2 separate regions of the Homo sapiens genome follow, and region 2 is linked to region 1. A link is an interaction called in ENCODE POLR2A ChIA-PET data of the cell type or tissue named here. Cell type or tissue: PC-9. All regions are shown on one strand. Each heading gives the region's core, and the rest is flanking DNA. Links, peaks and the distances in the headings are about the cores only.

Evidence for each region. Peaks named below come from ENCODE experiments on the same cell type or tissue, not always from the same donor. Only the 100,000 strongest peaks of a DNase experiment are listed, where the experiment ranks them.
Region 2: POLR2A ChIA-PET joins it to region 1 with 12 read pairs; 3 of 35 experiments call an interaction of 5 or more read pairs at or near these places.

Annotation. Positions count from the first base shown.
Region 1 is chr5:139,191,198-139,198,094 of GRCh38, reverse strand. The region is part of intron 1 of SIL1 (SIL1 nucleotide exchange factor); the gene reads left to right. Among named protein-coding and RNA genes, the nearest start is that of SIL1, 3.7 kb to the left of the region's middle. RefSeq lists a silencer at 1-51. In PC-9, for the core only: no CTCF peak of the experiment used is centred there; no DNase peak of the experiment used is centred there.
Region 2 is chr5:138,981,333-138,991,463 of GRCh38, reverse strand. The region is part of intron 7 of SIL1 (SIL1 nucleotide exchange factor); the gene reads left to right. Among named protein-coding and RNA genes, the nearest start is that of LRRTM2, 110 kb to the right of the region's middle. In PC-9, for the core only: no CTCF peak of the experiment used is centred there; a DNase peak (open chromatin) is centred at 6,003; H3K27ac peaks cover 706 bases.

The DNA of each region.
Region 1 (6,897 bases), core at 4,106-6,605:
AGGCCTACCTTTCTTATCTTTCCCACTCAGAATGTCTCCATTCACCTCTTTATTGGCAGGAGATGGGGCCGTGGAAATTTGAGATTGGCTTTGGCTCCGCACCTGTTTTTAGTGCCCTTGCCTGTTTCATTCTCCCAGCCTAAGTTTCCGTATCTGTCCGAAGAAGGGGTGGTTTGGTGTTGATCTCCGAGACCCGTGTGTCTCTTCCCATGTGGAATTATTGTCACTCTCTTATTGCTTGTTTTTCTTTGTCCTGGAAAATTTGCCTTTAGAGGTTACAGACTGGTTAGTGTTATCTCTCGGATCGTCTAGGGGCTTTGTGCATAAGCCTTGGGCTCCATTCCCTGGGATTTCCGATAAGATGGTGCGTGGGCAGCTGTACCCCAGGGGGTTCTCATTCAGGTGGTCCCGGAATCCTGGCTTTGAAAATCCCTGCTTCAGAAGTCAGGAGAGAATGACTTGACATATGAGCCCCTGGAATGGGGCTCTGAGTGGGAAAAGCCAGGAATCAGGAAATGCTAACACGTGTGAGGCTGGGGCTTTCTTTGCACCGGAGGAATTAGAATGCCATTTGATGTCTTTTAAAAATATTTGACTACCTATATATGTAAGATCAGTTTTCTAATATTCTTAAATGCCTGGCTTCGTTTAAAGTTCAGTTGGCTTTCCCACCTCAATAAACCTAAATAAAAACATGATCTGAGAGATGGGGCGGGGGTTAAGTTAACCCAAACTAAGTAGACAGGAGGAGAATGAAACTTACATATTTGCTAAGAGAAGAAAGTGATGTGTTTATAAACAGTTTTTTTTTTTTTTTTTTTTTTTTGAGGCGGAGTTTCGCTCTTGTTTCTCAGGCTGGAGTGCAATGGTGCCATCTCGACTCACAGCAACCTCCGCCTCCCAGGTTCAAGCGATTCTCCTGCCTCACCTTCCCGATTAGCAGGGATTACAGGCATGCGCCATCGTGCCCGGCTAATTTTCTATTTTTAATAGAGACAGGGTTTCTCCATGTTGATCAGGCTGGTCTCGAACTCCTGACCTCAGGTGATCTGTCTACCTCGGCCTCCCAAAGTGCTGGGATTACAGGCATGAGCCACCTCGCCTGGCATATAAACAGGTTTTTTTTTGACATTGTGAAAGATATTTTGTTGTGTGTGTGTGTCTTTTCTGCTCTCACCCCACCCAAGTTTTTTTCTTTTCTGATAAAAGTATAGCCAGATTTGGGGATTGGGTAGGATTTTGATGGGAGCCAGAGTGTAACGATATTGGGATTGATATTTGTATAACATGGGTCAGAACTTGGTCTGTGGTTTTGAGAACATGGCTCTCGGGTTTTTAAGATGGTGTTACCACACCACATTTATTTCCCCTTTCTTTCATTTGTTTAGTGAATTTAATCTGCTCATGAATACATGTGCTGTTTTAATGAAATTGGCAATAGAAGAGACGTTCTGCTCCCATTTTACAGGTGATGGAAATGTTAGTAGGGATGCGGCAGTCCAGGAATGAAAAGTTGCCTAGTACTTTGATTCCCACTTACTTCCCCTTCCCTGCTGTTTTCTGAAGGCCAGCTATTACTTCTCTACTGAGGCCAACTGTGAGCCCTGGTGTGTTTCATTGGCAGGAGAAGAGGCTAATTAAGTGAAACTGAAAGGTAACAAAATGGATTTTAAAATAACTGACATGTGGGAACTTGATCCACCAATGAATGTTCTCCTTTAGAGTGATGTGTGCAGGTGTAGGTGGTGGGAGTTGAGGATGGCGTGCCTAAGTGATTTGGCTGTTGTCCAAGGCAGTTTTGAAAATCCACCTCTGGAATTGTTTTCAGAGACCTTTTTGAACCATGCGAGAGATCAGTTTCTTTAATATATTAAACCATACTGTATTATTATTATTATTATTTTTCAGATGGGGTCTCACACTGTGGTTCAGGCCGGAGTGCAGTGGCATAATCATAGCTCACTGCAACCTTGAACTCCTGGGCTTAAGTAATACTCTCACTAAAGCCTCCTGAGTAGTTGGGACTACAGGGGCGCACCACCAGGCCCAGCTAATTTTGTAATTTTAATTTTTGTAGAGACAGGGTCTCGCTGTGTTGCCCAGGCTGTTTTTGAATTCCTGGCCTCAAGCGATTCTTCTGTCTTGGCCTCCTAAAATGTTGAGATTACAGGCGTGAGCCACTGCACACAGCCTATATATATTTAACCCCGAATGGCATGGGTAAGCAACCTTGTCACCTGCCTTGTCTTCAGATGAGTTAACAGTTCTTTTGAAGTGGAAATAACAGATTTTTGGAGGGTGGTGAACATGAGTTTTAATTCTGAGTCTACCACTTATTAGCCACATAACCTTGGATAAGTTACTTCACCTCTGGGGCTCAATGTACCACTACATAACAGTGGGAATAGGGCCGGGCATGGTGGCTCACGCCTGTAATCCCAGCACTTTGGGAGGCCAAGGTGGGCGGATCACGAGGTCAGGAGATCGAGACCATCCTGGCTAACACGGTGAAACCCCGTCTCTACTAAAAATACAAAAAATTACCCGGGCGAGGTGGTGGGTGCCTGTAGTCCCAGCTACTCAGGAGGCTGAGGCAGGAGAATGGCGTGAACCTGGGAAGCGGAGCTTGCAGTGAGCGGAGATCACGCCATTCACTCCAGCCTGGGCGACAGAGCGAGACTCCGTCTCAAAACAAAACAAAACAAAACAAAAAAAACTGGGAATAATATTTACTTTGAAGGGTGGTTAAATGACGTATTACACATGAAAGCTCTTGGGACATAGGAATGCAATAAATGTTTTCACCCTCAAAGAATGAAGATTTGCCGTTAATGAGAATATTCAAAAGAACATGAGAGTCTCTGGCCGGGTGCGGTGGCTCACACCTGTAATCCCAGCACTTTGGGAGGCTGAGGTGGGTGGATCACCTGAGGTCGGGAGTTCAAGACCAGCCTGACCAACATGGAGAAACCCCGTCTCTACTAAAAATGCAAAATTAGCCGGGCGTGGTGGCGCATGCCTGTAATCCCAGCTACTCGGGAGGCTGAGGCAGGAGAATCACTTGAACTCGGGAGGCGGAGGTTGCAATGAGCCGAGATCATTGTGCCATTGCACTCCAGCCTGGGTGATAGAGCGAGAGATTCTGTCTCAAAAAAAAAAAAAAAGGCTCTGAAAGGAAGTTGTACCTTTTTCGAAATAGGTGGATTCTCTTTTTCACATACTTGTGGATTCATACTCTGACCTGCTCAGCCTCCCCCTGTCTTTCTTCATTCATTTTCTGTCCTTTCCTAAGTGAAGTTTTGCTGCAGAGGCTGTCTGCCAGTCTCTTGTAGTAAGCCTCTTTTCAGGAGAGCTAATCTGAACTCTCTTACAATGCTAGTCCCTTAGTCGCTATTCCTAGGGATTTTTTTCTGGGGGCTCCAGATGGTGCTTGGATCACGCTCTGTAGCACAGCCATCTCTAACTCCTGGATTTGGTGTCAATTTGGAGACCCATCCTGTGGAGCTAATCTTCTCTCTTTCTGAGCAAGGATGAATACTTTATCCTTTTCTGAGTCGGCCTTAAACTGCAAACCTTAGTCTTCTACAGCAGAGAGTCTTGTATTTTAATTATACGTAGACTAAAGACGGAATAGCATGCCCTTTTCTTTTCTTCCTTTACTTTCACCAAGGATTTCACTGCTGAGTAGGGGAGTAGGAGAATAGCCTGTTGCCATTCAGAGTGAGGCCTTGGGTAACCCCTGATTCCTAGCATAAGCAATAACTGAGTTCATCTTTGGGACAAAAACCTTGTAAAAGATTCGGGCTGCTCAGACACATGTGGAGAACCTCAAGCTAGGAATTTTCCTAGCTTGTGAGGAGTTTACACCTGGCATTCTTACTTTTGCAAATTTGTACCCAGAATCCAGTAGCAACAAAACTATATTCAGCCCAGACTTGTAGTTCCTTCAGGTTCCACCAGGCAGCTGTAAGACATGGCTGTGATTATGCTGGCTGGCCATGTTTGCCTTCATCCTCCTAATACTGCCCTTGGCTTTGGTATTGAGAAGGAAGTGGCATAATCAATTCATGAGTAACATTCTCTGCCAAAGTGGAAATCAGGGGCAGAGAGTTGTGAGCATAGGACTAGACAAATGGAAAGAGCCAGCCTTGCCTCAGGAATGCTGCTAAAGTGCTGTGAATCCGTGACAACCACTGTGTTTCTTGGTGTCACCTCATTTGTGAAATGGGAATGCCTTCATTGATCTCTCTCTTGAGAAGAGTGGACCACCATGCCAGTTTTCCCAGGACAGAGGGATATCCGTATGTGGGACTTTTAGTGCCAAAAGCAGGAAAGTCCGGGGCAAACCAGGACAAGTTAGTTACCCTACCCATGACCATTATACAAGTTAATGAACACTGTGCCCTTAGGGTTCATCTAAGACTCAACCCTTTGGGTTCATCTAATTATTTTTCAACCTTTTGTTCATTATCATATTTTGAGACTTTTTTTCCCTTAATTGTCTACTCCCCAGTGGAATGTTTTTTTGAGAGGGAGTCTCACTCTGTCGCCCAGGCTGGAGTGCAGTGGTGTGATCTCTGCTCACTGTGGCCTCTGCCTCCTGGGTTCAAGTGATTCTTGTGCTTCAGCCTCCTGAGTAACTGGGATTATAGGCGCCCACCACCATGCCCAACTAATTTTTGTGTTATTTAGTAGTAGTTTTTGTGTTTTGCCATGTTGGCCAGGCTGGTCTTGAACTCCTGGCCTTAAGTGATCTGCCCACCTCAGTCTCCCAAAGTGCTGGGATTACAGGCATGAGCCATCGTGCCCAGCTACCCCCAATGGAATTTTAATACCACAGATGTACTGTGTATCTGTTTTTGTATTGTGGCCCTTTGGATGGCCACAAACCATTGTAATATCTAACTTTTTTTCCCCCAAGAATCAATTTTCACCCCTTCTGGGCTGTTACTGCACTCACTGAGAATGCATGGTCTTATCTGATATTCTTTCTTTAATGTAGTCATCAAGGCCAGTTTTTTATCCAGAAGAAACAGCTAGTACCACAAGCTTTTTCGTTTCCTTTCCTGTTTTTTTTTTTTTTTTTTTTTTTTTTTTGAGACTGAGTTTCGCTCTTGTTGCCCAGGCTGGAGTGCAATGGCGTGATCTTGGCTCACTGCAACCTCTGCCTCCTGGGTTCAAGTGATTCTCCTGCCTCAGCCTCCTGAGTAGCTGGTACTACAGGCATGTGCCACCACATCTGGCTAATTTTTTTTTTTTTTGGTAGAGACAGTCTCACTGTGTTGCTCAGGCTGGTCTTGAACTTCTGGGCTCAAGCATTTCTCCTGCCTCGGTCTCCCAAAGTACTGGGATTATTAAGTGTGAACCACCACACCCAGCCAAGTTTATTCTTTATTGTTTTAATTTTCTTCCAGTCTTTGGATTTTGAGGTGGTCCATTTATCATCTGCTTCTCTGGTGCCTCTTGGACCTTCCATCTTCACAGCTGGGGCTGCTGTGTTGGCCCAGGTGTCCCCAGACTGGACATCGGAACCTTTGGGAAGAGTCTGATGTTTGGCCCTTGTCACATTTCACATTTCACATCTACAGAGAAATGGGGAAGGGTATGTTTCTGAGGTCTGCTCATAGGCTATGTTGTGACTGAGGAAGTTCTTGATCATCCCTTTTGGTTACCACTTATCATCACTGGCAGAAAAACATCAAAGTGGTCAGTGAACTCATCTCCACATCTGGCTACTTCCATCTCTGCAAGTAGTTTGCTTCTTCAGTCTTGTGATGGGAAAGAGATCTAGAAACTGGAAGAATAATCTGAGATACATCCTAAAGTTCTGGTGAGGAAAGCTAATGCCAATGGACTTTTTTTTTTTTTTTTGAGATGGGGTCTTGCTATGTTGCCCAGGCTAGTCTTGAACTCCTGGGATCAAGCAATCCTTCCACCTCAACCTCCTGAGTAGCTGGGATTACATGCATGTACCACCATGCCTCACTCGCCAGTGGATTTTTTTTTTTTTTTTTTTTTTTGAGACAGCATCTTGCTCTGTTGCCCAGGCTGGAGTGCAGTGGCACAATCTCGGCTCACTGCAACCTCTGCCTCCCAGGTTCAAGTGATTCTTCTGCCTCAGCCTTCCGAGTAGCTGGGACTACAGGCGCCTGCCACCACGCCTGGCTAATTTTTGTATTTTTAGTAGAGATGGGATTTCACCATATTGGCCAGGCTGGTCTCAAACTCCTGGCCTCGAGATCTGCCGGCCTCGGCCTTCCAAAGTGCTGGGATTACAGGCGTGAGCCACTGTGCCTGGCCCTTTTTAAGAGGGTCTCACTCTGTTGCCCACGCTGGAGTATAGTGGTGTGATCATAGCTCATTGCAACCTCCAACTCCTGGGCTCAAGTGATCCTCCCACCTCAGCCTCCCAAGTAGCTAGGACCATGGGTGTGCACCACCATGCCTGGCTAATTTAATTTTTTTTTTTTTTTTTAAAGAGACAGGGTCTTGCTTGCAACATTGCCCAGGCTGATCTTAAATTCCTGGCCTCAAGTGATGCCCTACCTTGGCCTTCTAGAGCACTGGGATTACAAGTGTGAGCCACCATGCCCAGCTATACCAGTGGGCTTTTAAATGGACATTTCTTTACCTCTGGGGATAGTCTCATTTTTGTGAGGCTCCCAAGGGGAAAGCAGCCATCTGACCAAACTAGAAAACTAGCAGGCTTCAGCCCAGTGGAATAACATAAAGTAGGACAATCGATACAGACAACATTGATTGGCCATGCTTTGAGTGCTGTGGATAGTGTGTATTGGAAGCTTAAGGGGCCAGCTCATAAGTAAGTTGTAAGTAAGTATTTAAGGATGCTTTTTTTTTTTTTTTTTTTTTTTTGAGACAGAGTCTCACTGTCACCCA
Region 2 (10,131 bases), core at 4,611-7,110, 210 kb after region 1:
CTGTCATGTGGCTGTGGAACAGAAGGATTTCCTTGTATTGGACAATCCATAATCCCTTTGTTTCAGGGAAATCTCTAAGACTGACTTCCCATGCTGCCTCCCAGCCCCTACTGCATTTCACTTGCATACACAGCCTTGAGGTCTAAAGCTAATTTATTTCTATCCCATTTTCTCTCAGCTTTTATTCTGCATTTAATCAGTTGCCTTGGTCCCACAGCTACTTCAGCCAGGCTGCTGGGAAAAGATTATAGCTGGCCCTGGTGCCCCAGCCTCCATCCAGAGCATCTGGCCAACACGCCAGAAAACAGAATGTCTCAGGCCTTCCTACTCTTTCTGACTGGCAATTGCAGGATGGTGTAGGCTATAGAGACTCCTGTCATGAAGCCTTCATTTTTCAGATCACCCGGAAAAAGGAAAGGATAAAGACTGTTTTAAAAAGCCGGCTGGGGGTGGGGCATGGTGGCTAACGCCTGTAATCCCAACACTTTAGGAAGCTGAGGCAGGCGGATCACCTGAGGCTGGGAGTTTGAGACGAGCCTGGCCAACATGGCAAAACCCCGTCTCTACTAAAAATACAAAAATTAGACAGATGTGATGATGGGTGCCTGTAATCCCAGCTACTTGGGAGGCTAAGGCAGGAGAATCGCTTGAACCCAGGAGGTAGAGGTTGCGGTGAGCCGAGATCGCGCCACTGGACTTCAGCAAGACTCTGTCACGAAGAAAAGAAAAGCCAGCTGGGGCCTGTTTGGGGCTCATGCCTCTAATCCTAGCACTTTGTGAGACTGAGGTGAGAGGATCACTTGAGCCCTGGAATTTGGGACCAGCCTGGACAAAATAGTGAGATCCCATCTCTAACAAAAACAACAAAATTATCCAGGCATGGTTGGAGACTGAAGTGGGAGGATCCCTTGAACCTGGGAGGTCGAGGCTGCAGTGAGCCATGATAACGCCACTGGACTCCAGCCTGGGCAGCAGAATGAAACCCTGTCTCAAAATAAATAAAAAGCCAGCTGGAAAGCATCTAGAAAATAGAATGAAAGTCATCTGCCCAATTCCCAGCAGTCCTCCCCAGGTTACCTTCTACGGTTATCTGGTCATTTAGATTCTCATGGCAAGGAGTTGAGACTAAAGGCTGCCCTGGTTAGAGTTGCTGTTTGGCATTAGACTGGGATCTCTGTGGGCATCCTAGGACAACCTTCCCTCATAGTGGTCACACTGGTGCCTTTGCTCTGAGCAAGTGTCTTTCCACAGTCCTCATTGTCTAGATGGAAAACTCTTGGGTAAGTGTACGCTCACATTGGGTTGGATACAAAGATTCAAAGAGAAGCAAAGGCCAAAGCAAAAAAATGGGACCAGGAGTAAACTTGCTGGGCGGTCCAGGAAGAGAGGGCAGGAAGACGCAAGCCCTGGTGCCTACCTGTGACCCTTAACGTGAAATTCCTGTCGCACGCATGCCTTTCCCAAAGAGCCATGGACAGTGATCAGTGGCTGAATGGAGGAGCCTCTGTTCCCACTCAGTACCTCTGCTGCAGTGATTTGTTCAAGACCACAGAGCCAGCTGGCAGTCAGAATGAGAAGATGAGTCAGAAACTCTGAGTTTTCAGGATAAGACATGGCCTTCAGATGGCATTTCCCGTGCAGTTAGAGAAGTCCTAGGATCAGAAGTGATGTGTTCCTGCAAAGTTCATGTAAAGCCACCCTCTCCACCCCTGTAACTCACTATGAACTGTGACTTAAATGAGCTGCAGTTTCCCCTTTTGCAAAGGAGAGAAACTGTTGGGGGCTTATCAAGCTAGATGATGCCTTAGAGGGCAAAAGGTGTCCTACATAAAGGAGTGCGGCCCTTGTTTCCAGCCTTCTTCCCCTCCCTCCTTCCGTATCTCTCTCCTTTCCTTCCTGTCTTCCTTCCTCTCTTTCTTCCCTCCCTCCTGTGCTGCTGCCATCTGCCCTCAGATATGTGTAGTGACCACTGGGGGCCCCATTTTTCTCTTGCCATGGCTAATCTTGATGGTGTTCGTGAAGTCTGTACACAGAGGTTCATTCAAACCATATGACTAAGATAATTTCTGTAATTTTTGGTAGAGATGGGGTTTCACTGTGTTGGCCAGGCTGGTCTAGAACTCCTGGCCTCAAGTGATCTGCCCGCCTTGGCCTCCCAAAGTGCTGGGATTACAGGTGTGAGCCACCATGCCTGGCTGGGATATATAAGATTCTTGTTTTCCCTGTGGAACATGGTCTGACTTCTCTGTAGTATTTTGGTAAGTGTCCAGATTACTGTCTATGAGATGACTTACTTAAACTTCATGTTTTCAACTCTGATTTGGTAATACAGTCACATGGCTCAAAATTCAAACGGCACCAGAGGATATGAAAAGTATCCTCCACTGTGTCCTTCCACCGTGTCCCTTTGCTACCCTGCTTCCCTGCCTCAAGGCAACCAGTGTTGTCAGTTTCTTCTAGAGATATTTTTCCATGTTAAAGTAAATATTTCCATATATTGTTTTTACATGAAAGGCAGTTTACTGTAGATTCATCATTCTGTAATTTACTTTTTCTGTTTAACTATATAAGTATTTTGTTTGCTTATTTGGTAGAGATACGGTCTCGCTCTCACCCAAGCTAGAGTGCAGGGGTGCAATCATAGCTTAGTGCAGCTTCAACCTCCTGGGCTCAAGCGATCCTCCTGCCTCAGCCTCCCAAGTAGCTGGGACCACAGGTACGTACCACCATGCCTGGCCAATTTAAAAATTTTTTGTAGAGATGGGGTTTCACTGGGTTGGTCAGGCTGGTAGCACTGTATCTTGAATATCATTCTTTATCAGTCCATAAAGAGCTTCTTAGGAGATAGTTTCTTTGCTTTCAATAGTTGTAGAATGACTCAGGTGGAAACTTTTGGGAAAATGCTTACATTGACCTACGTTTAAAAATGACAGTGCTTCAATTAATTAGACTTATTAGTAGGCAAAATTTATTGTTTAAACGAAGGAGGTATTTGATTGTTGTGTCTAAGAAGTGATTACTGATGGTTTTTTAGAGCCAATATGACTCACAAAACATCTTTGATGTTAAGTTTGGAATGCCTATGTCATTAGTTCTGATTGGGAATCTGTGTAATTCAAAATTTTAGTTTAAAATCTGTTAAGGCAATAAAGAAGCCACATGCTGTGTCTCCTTGGCTGCAGCATGTTCCCTCCATTGTGCTGGGACTGTTCTGTAAGAACCAGGTGTACGGGTCTGTGCTAGGCGTACAATGGCCACCAGGAGCTTTGGACTCTGGAGAGGCCCAAATGCTTTGTCTTTACAATTGTAAAAAGTAAAAAGTAAAAAACTTGGCCAGGCGCAGTGTCTCACATCTATAATCCCAACACTTTGGGAGGCTGAGGTGGGCAGATCACCTGAGGTCAGGAGTTTGAGACCAGGCTGGCCAACATGGTGAAACCCTGTCTCTACTAAAAATACAAAATTAGCTGGGCATGGTGGCGCATGCCTGTAATCCCAGCTACTTGGGAGGCAGAGGCAGAATTGCTTGAACCCGGGAGATGGATGTTGCATTGAGCCGAGATCACGCCATTGCACTCTAGCCTGGGTGACAAGAGCAAAACTCTTGTCTCAAAAAATAAAAAGCTCAACTATTTTCATTTTCTCTGTTGAAACCTGCTGACAAGTTAGGCTTGCTTCTAGATCCAGGTGGCCAGCTGGTTGGGCCGTGGCCCTTTCCATGGTCATGCTCCTGGTAAAGAGATTATCCTCAGGGTAGGGGATGAGATGGGTGTAGTAAGAGGGCTCCATTTAGAGTGTTTGCCAGGGCAGTCACTTTAATGCTTCTATGAGAGCCAGGCTATGCAGGAATACAAAAGCCATATATCATGCCCTTTAGAGGAGTGTGAGGGTTTAGACTCCTCAGGGCCAGCTGAAAACTTCTAGAGGTCCTACACATTGAAAAGAATATGGTGCCCTATCTTCCCTGACCTCCCTGCCTTCATGAATAGGTAATGCAAAATAAAAATAATTCTAAATTTTAGGTTAAGTCCTCTGGTCCCAGAATGGATGACTAGTTAGATTTTTTTTTTAATAATGCAATCCCAGCACTGTGGGAGGCCGAGTGGGTAGATCAATTGAGGCCAGGAGTTTGAGACCAGCCTGGCCAACATGGTGAAACCCCATCTGTACCAAAAAAGATACAAAAAGCAACCAAGAGTGGTGGTGTGTGCCTGTAGTCCCAGCTACTTGGGAGGCTGAGGTGGGAGGATCACTTAAGGAGATTACAGTGAGCTGTGATCATGCCACTGCACTCCAGCCTGGGTGACAGAGCCAGGCCCTGTCTCAAAATAAATAAAATAAAATAAAATAAAATAAAATAAAATAAAATAAAATAAAATAATCTATCATAAATAAAACAAAATAGTGCATCAAATATCAAATTGACCCAATTTTTTTTCCCCTCCCATGTTTTAGGTACCTATGTTGTGCCCAAGGACAAATTGAGTCTTTCTGTTGTCTGATCCAATCTCAGGAGTTTCTGATTCTCCTGAGAAGCTGCCCTTTTCCAAGGATTTGGGGGCAGGAATTATTTTACAATGTCAAGAAGTTTGAAGTTAAAATTGTTTTTGTTTATATTTACAAATATCTTTATCTGAACAGAACTTTAAAGTAGCTCTGAAATTTTTCTTCAAGAAATGTATTTTCTTTTTGAGTGTTCCATGATGAAATCAGTCTTAATTTCAGTTCAACTAGTGTGTAAAAACACACAGTGAGTGATTATTAGTCCCCGAAGGAGGCAAGACAGATGGAGCCTAGAATGGAATTGGCTTTATGATTAATTGAATCCTTGAAGAGTTGAATAGAGTTAGAGCTGATTCTGCCCAATCAGTGCCTTGAGAGGGCTGGTGTTGTCCTGCGCCTGGGAGAGGAAAGGGTCACAATAACCCAGATTTATCCTCTATTAAAATGGATTGGATGTATGCACCAGACGGTTCCCATTTTTAAACCATTGATGCAGGATAATTGGAATGGAAACAAACAAGATTAGAACTAGATTACAGGTATTTGTGCAAGTTGCGTCCTAAATCAATCAGAGTCCGTGATTTGTTCAGAGGGTGCATTATCATTAGAGTGAATCATTGAAACTCAGAGACACATCTGGAGCTGTCCAGCCAGGAGGGGAAGCAGGGGAAGGGCAGCAGAGAGCTGCTTGGAGTTGGGAACTAGGTACAACTCCAGAGTGCTTTTCTGTCTTTCTGGGCAGAAATCTTCCAGAGAGAATTTTAATTTAATTTTGCTCTTTTTTCTTTCCAGCAGGGATGCATAATGTATAGGTTTGAAATAACTGCCTCTTTGCTATAGTGAATGGACGCTTTTTTAATGTTTGGATCAAACAGACACCTGGGGTAGCTGCTGCCTGTGGGGACCCTGCAATCCAGAGGGAGGGAAGGGAGAGGGCCTGGCGCTGTAGGTGGACTAGCCATGTTAATCACAAAGTCCATTAGGATGATGGGTGCCCTGCTGCCTTGCCAGGGAGCCTGTTAGTACAGAACATCATCTGTGGAGCTGGAGATTGCAGGGTTTGCCTTCATCAGCGGGCTCTACTTCACTGGCCAGTCGCTGAGGGAGGAAGTCCACGTTCCCGCCCACAGCTCTGCCACCACTTATCTCTAGCCATGGCCATGGGGTGGGAGGTGATGCAAATATGTACAGGGGCCCCTGACTCAGTGTGACTCTGACCTAGTCCTGAACTCAGGAGTCTGGACACATGGGATACAGTCTTGGGTCGACAGTCAGAGAACTGACTTTTAAGCCATCATTTTACTTCTGTGAGACTTTAAGTCTCTGTGAAAACAAGAGCACTAGATATGAGGTTCTTTCTGGCTTGAGAAGTGTGCCCTGAGTTCCTTCCTTCCTGAATTGTATACCCATGCCAAGTCCCTGGCAGCGTGCTGGGTTAGGCCCATAGAAGCTTCACGTGATAGGCAAGTCTCACCCTTACCTTTGAACTACACTGGTTTGTTTCTCTTCATTTTTCCATTTTGAGCTGCCGTGAGTCAGGCTGCAGGCAGCTCATTTACACAGGAGTCAGCCTGAAGGAAGGTGGCTTGAAGTCTACTTTCATTTTGTCATGGGAGGTGTTTTCCTGTGGAATCGCTAATCAGGCAGGTCAAAGGGAACCATAAGGGATCTCACTCATCCCTAGATGGAAACAAGTACAGCAAAGCCATCTCAGAAGGAGACCAAAAACACACAAAAACAACTCCCCTGACAGCATTTCTTAACTCTGGCACTCTCAAAATTGAACATACTTAAAATATCCCCAAGGGATGGAGGTGAGGTTTCTTGGTCCCACATCAGAGCTGGTGAACCAGGGCCCATGCCACACCCTTAGGATGCTATAGAGATAAGAGCTGAGCCCTGCTTCTCTTCTCCCCATGTGCCCACTGCCATGTCCTGCCATTACCTCGGCCCCTCTAGCTGCTCTGGCTGTAGCTTCCACTGCTGCCGTTGTGCCAGGCACAAATGAGTTTAATTTGCCTATTTTGCTGGTGTCCCCTTTGTGAAGAATAGCGCCTGAGAAGCATCTCATCCCCTGTGTCTGATACAGCCTTTGTTCTTATCAGAGGCATCGCCCTGCTTTCCAGCTTAGACTCAGCTGGACCCTTTGCCCACACCCTAGCTTGGGCCCTCAAGAGCAAGAAGTGGTCAGATTTTCCTTCCTGCTTTTGTCTGGGTATAAGGGGATGGTAGGGGTTGGTAATCCCACTTGGGAGGCTATGCCTGATTCTCTAGAGCTCACAGGCCTCAAGAATGCATAAGAGGCTGGGTGCAGTGGCTCATGCCTGTAATCCTAGCACTTTGGGAGGCTAAGGTGGGTGGATCACCTGAGGTCAGGAGTTTGAGACCAGCCTGGCCAACAGGGCAAAACCCAATCTCTACTAAAAATACAAAAATTAGCCAGGCATGGTGGCACATGCCTGTAGTCCCAGCTGTTTGGGAGGCTGAGGCAGGAGAATCGCTTGAACCTAGGAGGCACAGGTTGCAGTGAGCCAAGATCACCCCACTGCACTCCAGCCTGGGTGACAGAGTCTCCAGAGTGAGACTCTGTCTCAAAAAAAAAAAAACAAAAGCAAACAAAAAAAAAAACACCGTAAGAGAGGGAGGGTTGGTGGGATAGTATCAGTCCTGCCTGAGACTAAGTAATCCTTGGCATCCAGGTTCTAAGGAGTTCATTCCTCTTTTGTACTTGAGCCTGGATATTATCTCTCATCTGCCTTGAGTGCTGTTTCTCCTGAAGTCCTGCAAGCACAGCTGCTCTATTCAGTGACAAGAGGACAGACCAGACACTTGAGCCTGCTGGTTATATAAGGTGCAGGAGATCTTATTCAGTGCCTTCCTCAGCCTTTGATTTTTCAGATCTTGATTGGAACCTATCCTCTGCACCAGGATTAGCTACCTTTGCTAATCCCCCGACATAGCCCAGTGTGACAGGAAGCTTTGATTTTAGCCTTCAGGATGACACACACTACTTGTGGCCTCCTGTCCCACCTATCTGCCTGATGCCCAGAGCTGTGGGCAGGGTATGTATCATGGAGATGGCTGGATGAGCTGTTTCCAGCAGAGGAAGCTCTTGTCTAGTGGTGGTTAGGGTCCATCTCTGGGAGGAGGGATGCTCACTTGGCATGTGTCTCACAGAGACTGTGTCTGTCTGCTTGGGCATCACTGTCATTCATGTTCATAGTTTCTGCCAGACGTCACTCTTGGGAGTAGAGTTCTGTGTTGGGGAGGGGTGGAGCGTGGGAGTCCGGGCAGGGTAGAGTGGGTGGTTGGACGGGAATCTCCTTGGACACACATCTGTGTGTCGCATGGGTAAGATTGGACCTGTCCTTTCTCTGCCTCCCTTTGTGTGGCACTCCAGCCTCTGGACTACTAGGTGGGTGTGATTGATTTCTTTTTTCTTTTTTTTTTTTCGAGACAAAATCTCGCTCTGTCGCCCAGGCTGGAGTGCAGTGGCGCGATCTCGGCTCACTGCAAGCTCCTCCGCCCGGGTTCACGCCATTCTCCTGCCTCAGCCTCCCGAGTACCTGGGACTACAGGCATCTGCCACCACGCCTGGCTAATTTTTTGTACTTATAGTAGAGAAAGGCTTTCACCATGTTAGCCAGGATGGTCTCAATCTCCTGACCTCGTGATCCGCCCTCCTCGGCCTCCCAAAGTGCTGGGATGACAGGTGTGAGCCACCGCGCCCGGCCTTTTTTTTTTTTTTTTTTTTTTTTTTTTGAGACAGTGTCTCACTCTGTCACCCAGAATGGAGTGCAGTGGCATGATCTTGGCTCACTGCACCCTCTGCCTTCTGGGTTCAAGTGATTCTCGTGCCTCAGCCCCCCTGAGTTGCTGGGACTAATAGGTGCAAGCCGCCATGCCTGGCTAATTTTTGTATTTTTAGCAGAGATGGTGTTTCACCATGTTGCCCAGGCTGGCCTCGAACTCCTAACCTTAGGTGATCTGCCTGCCTCAGCCTCCCAAAGTGCTGGGATTACAGGCATGAGCCACCACGCCCAACTGGTAGGTGTGATTCTTGATGGCACACAGGAAGAGGAAGACTAAGCCAAGGAGTGGTCATGTCTAAGGGCTTCCCGCCAAGAGGATGCTTTTTGGAATAGTGCTTGATGCCACCCTCCACCCATGGGTGTTTTGTTAAAAGGTTAACTTTGCTAAACATCTGAAAAGAACTATGCTAGGGAAGTTCTGTCCTAGGGAGATGCCATCCAGGGATGCAGAGGGCCGCAGAGACCAGGAGCACCGGCATCCCACTGACTTGTACAGTGACCTTGGCCAAACCCCTTGGCCTCTCCTGCCCTTTACTTGAAGTGGGGAATATTCTCCTGCTCCTGCTGGAGCCATGGAGAGATAGATGAAATTGTCTCTATAAAATGCTCTGATTGTTTTGGAAGAAAAATGTTGTATCACTGCCAGTTGTTGTTGTTATTAACAGTGACACTTAAAAATCGATAGGGCATCGCTCTGAGGAGCTGCAAATACTGCCTGTGGCTGTTTGTTTTCCAATTTATTCTCACCTTTTCCTAATGGAGGGAGGGGCAGATGCTGCCCACCCTGCACACCTTGCTGGTGGTTGGGAGGATTTATCTTGAGGTGATGAGAACAAATGGGGCCGGTGAACTGGACAAATGCATTTGCCAGCTGGGTTTGTTGCCCATGGCAAACATGCTCAGGGAAGCCAGCTCATTTGACAAAAGTTTACTGAATTTCAACTCTGTTACACTCTTAGAGGATAGGAAGATGCATTTGGCATGGTTACTGTCCTCAAAATGTTTAGAGTCTAGACCAAGACATGAAGAATATTTAGAAAAAAGTACCTACAACATGTCAGGCACCGAGCTGAGAGTCACTGCATGCTCTCATTGAATCTGGCCAAGTAAGTACTGTTATGGAGTAAAGACAATTACTATTTCCATTTTATGCATGGAGAAACTGAGGCTTGGGGAGGTTAAGTACTTGCCTAGTGTCGCCCAGCTAGACTGTGTCAGAGCCAAGACATGAACCCAGGCAGCGTGACTTCAAAGCCAGACTTCTAACCACAGTGTGGTGCCAAGTGGTGATAAATGCTGAGAGAGAGAAAAAAAAAAGAGAGAGAGATTGAGAGCACGCGAGAGCAGGCGTGAGCGTGGGAGAGCAAGTGCTTTTCCTACAGGACTGACTTGGGTGAGATTTGCGCATCTGGGACAGAACAGAAACTCCAGTCCCTGCCCATCACTGGCCCACATACAATTTGGGTTCCTGTTGTTTTCTCTGTCCATGAATCATACTGAGCTTCACTCCTTGCCTTTATTTTCATGTGCCATCAGTCAGATCTAATCCCAGGGGGGAATATCCTGGTGCATGTGTATCAGGAGTGGGCAGTGGATAAGAAACTTGATTTCAGTGCCCCACTAGTCCCATGAAATGACTCTCATGAAATACTCCCATATGATCTGGACTCTGGGGAGGATAATTTGGGGACTCTCCCCTCCTTTTTTGTTACATTGGTTCTGATGCCTCCATAGTTGGATTCTCCAGTGGAGTCCTGCATTCACTTGCTCCCTCTTGCCAAGGGATCTTTTGGAGACTGTTGAGAACCTGAGTCAC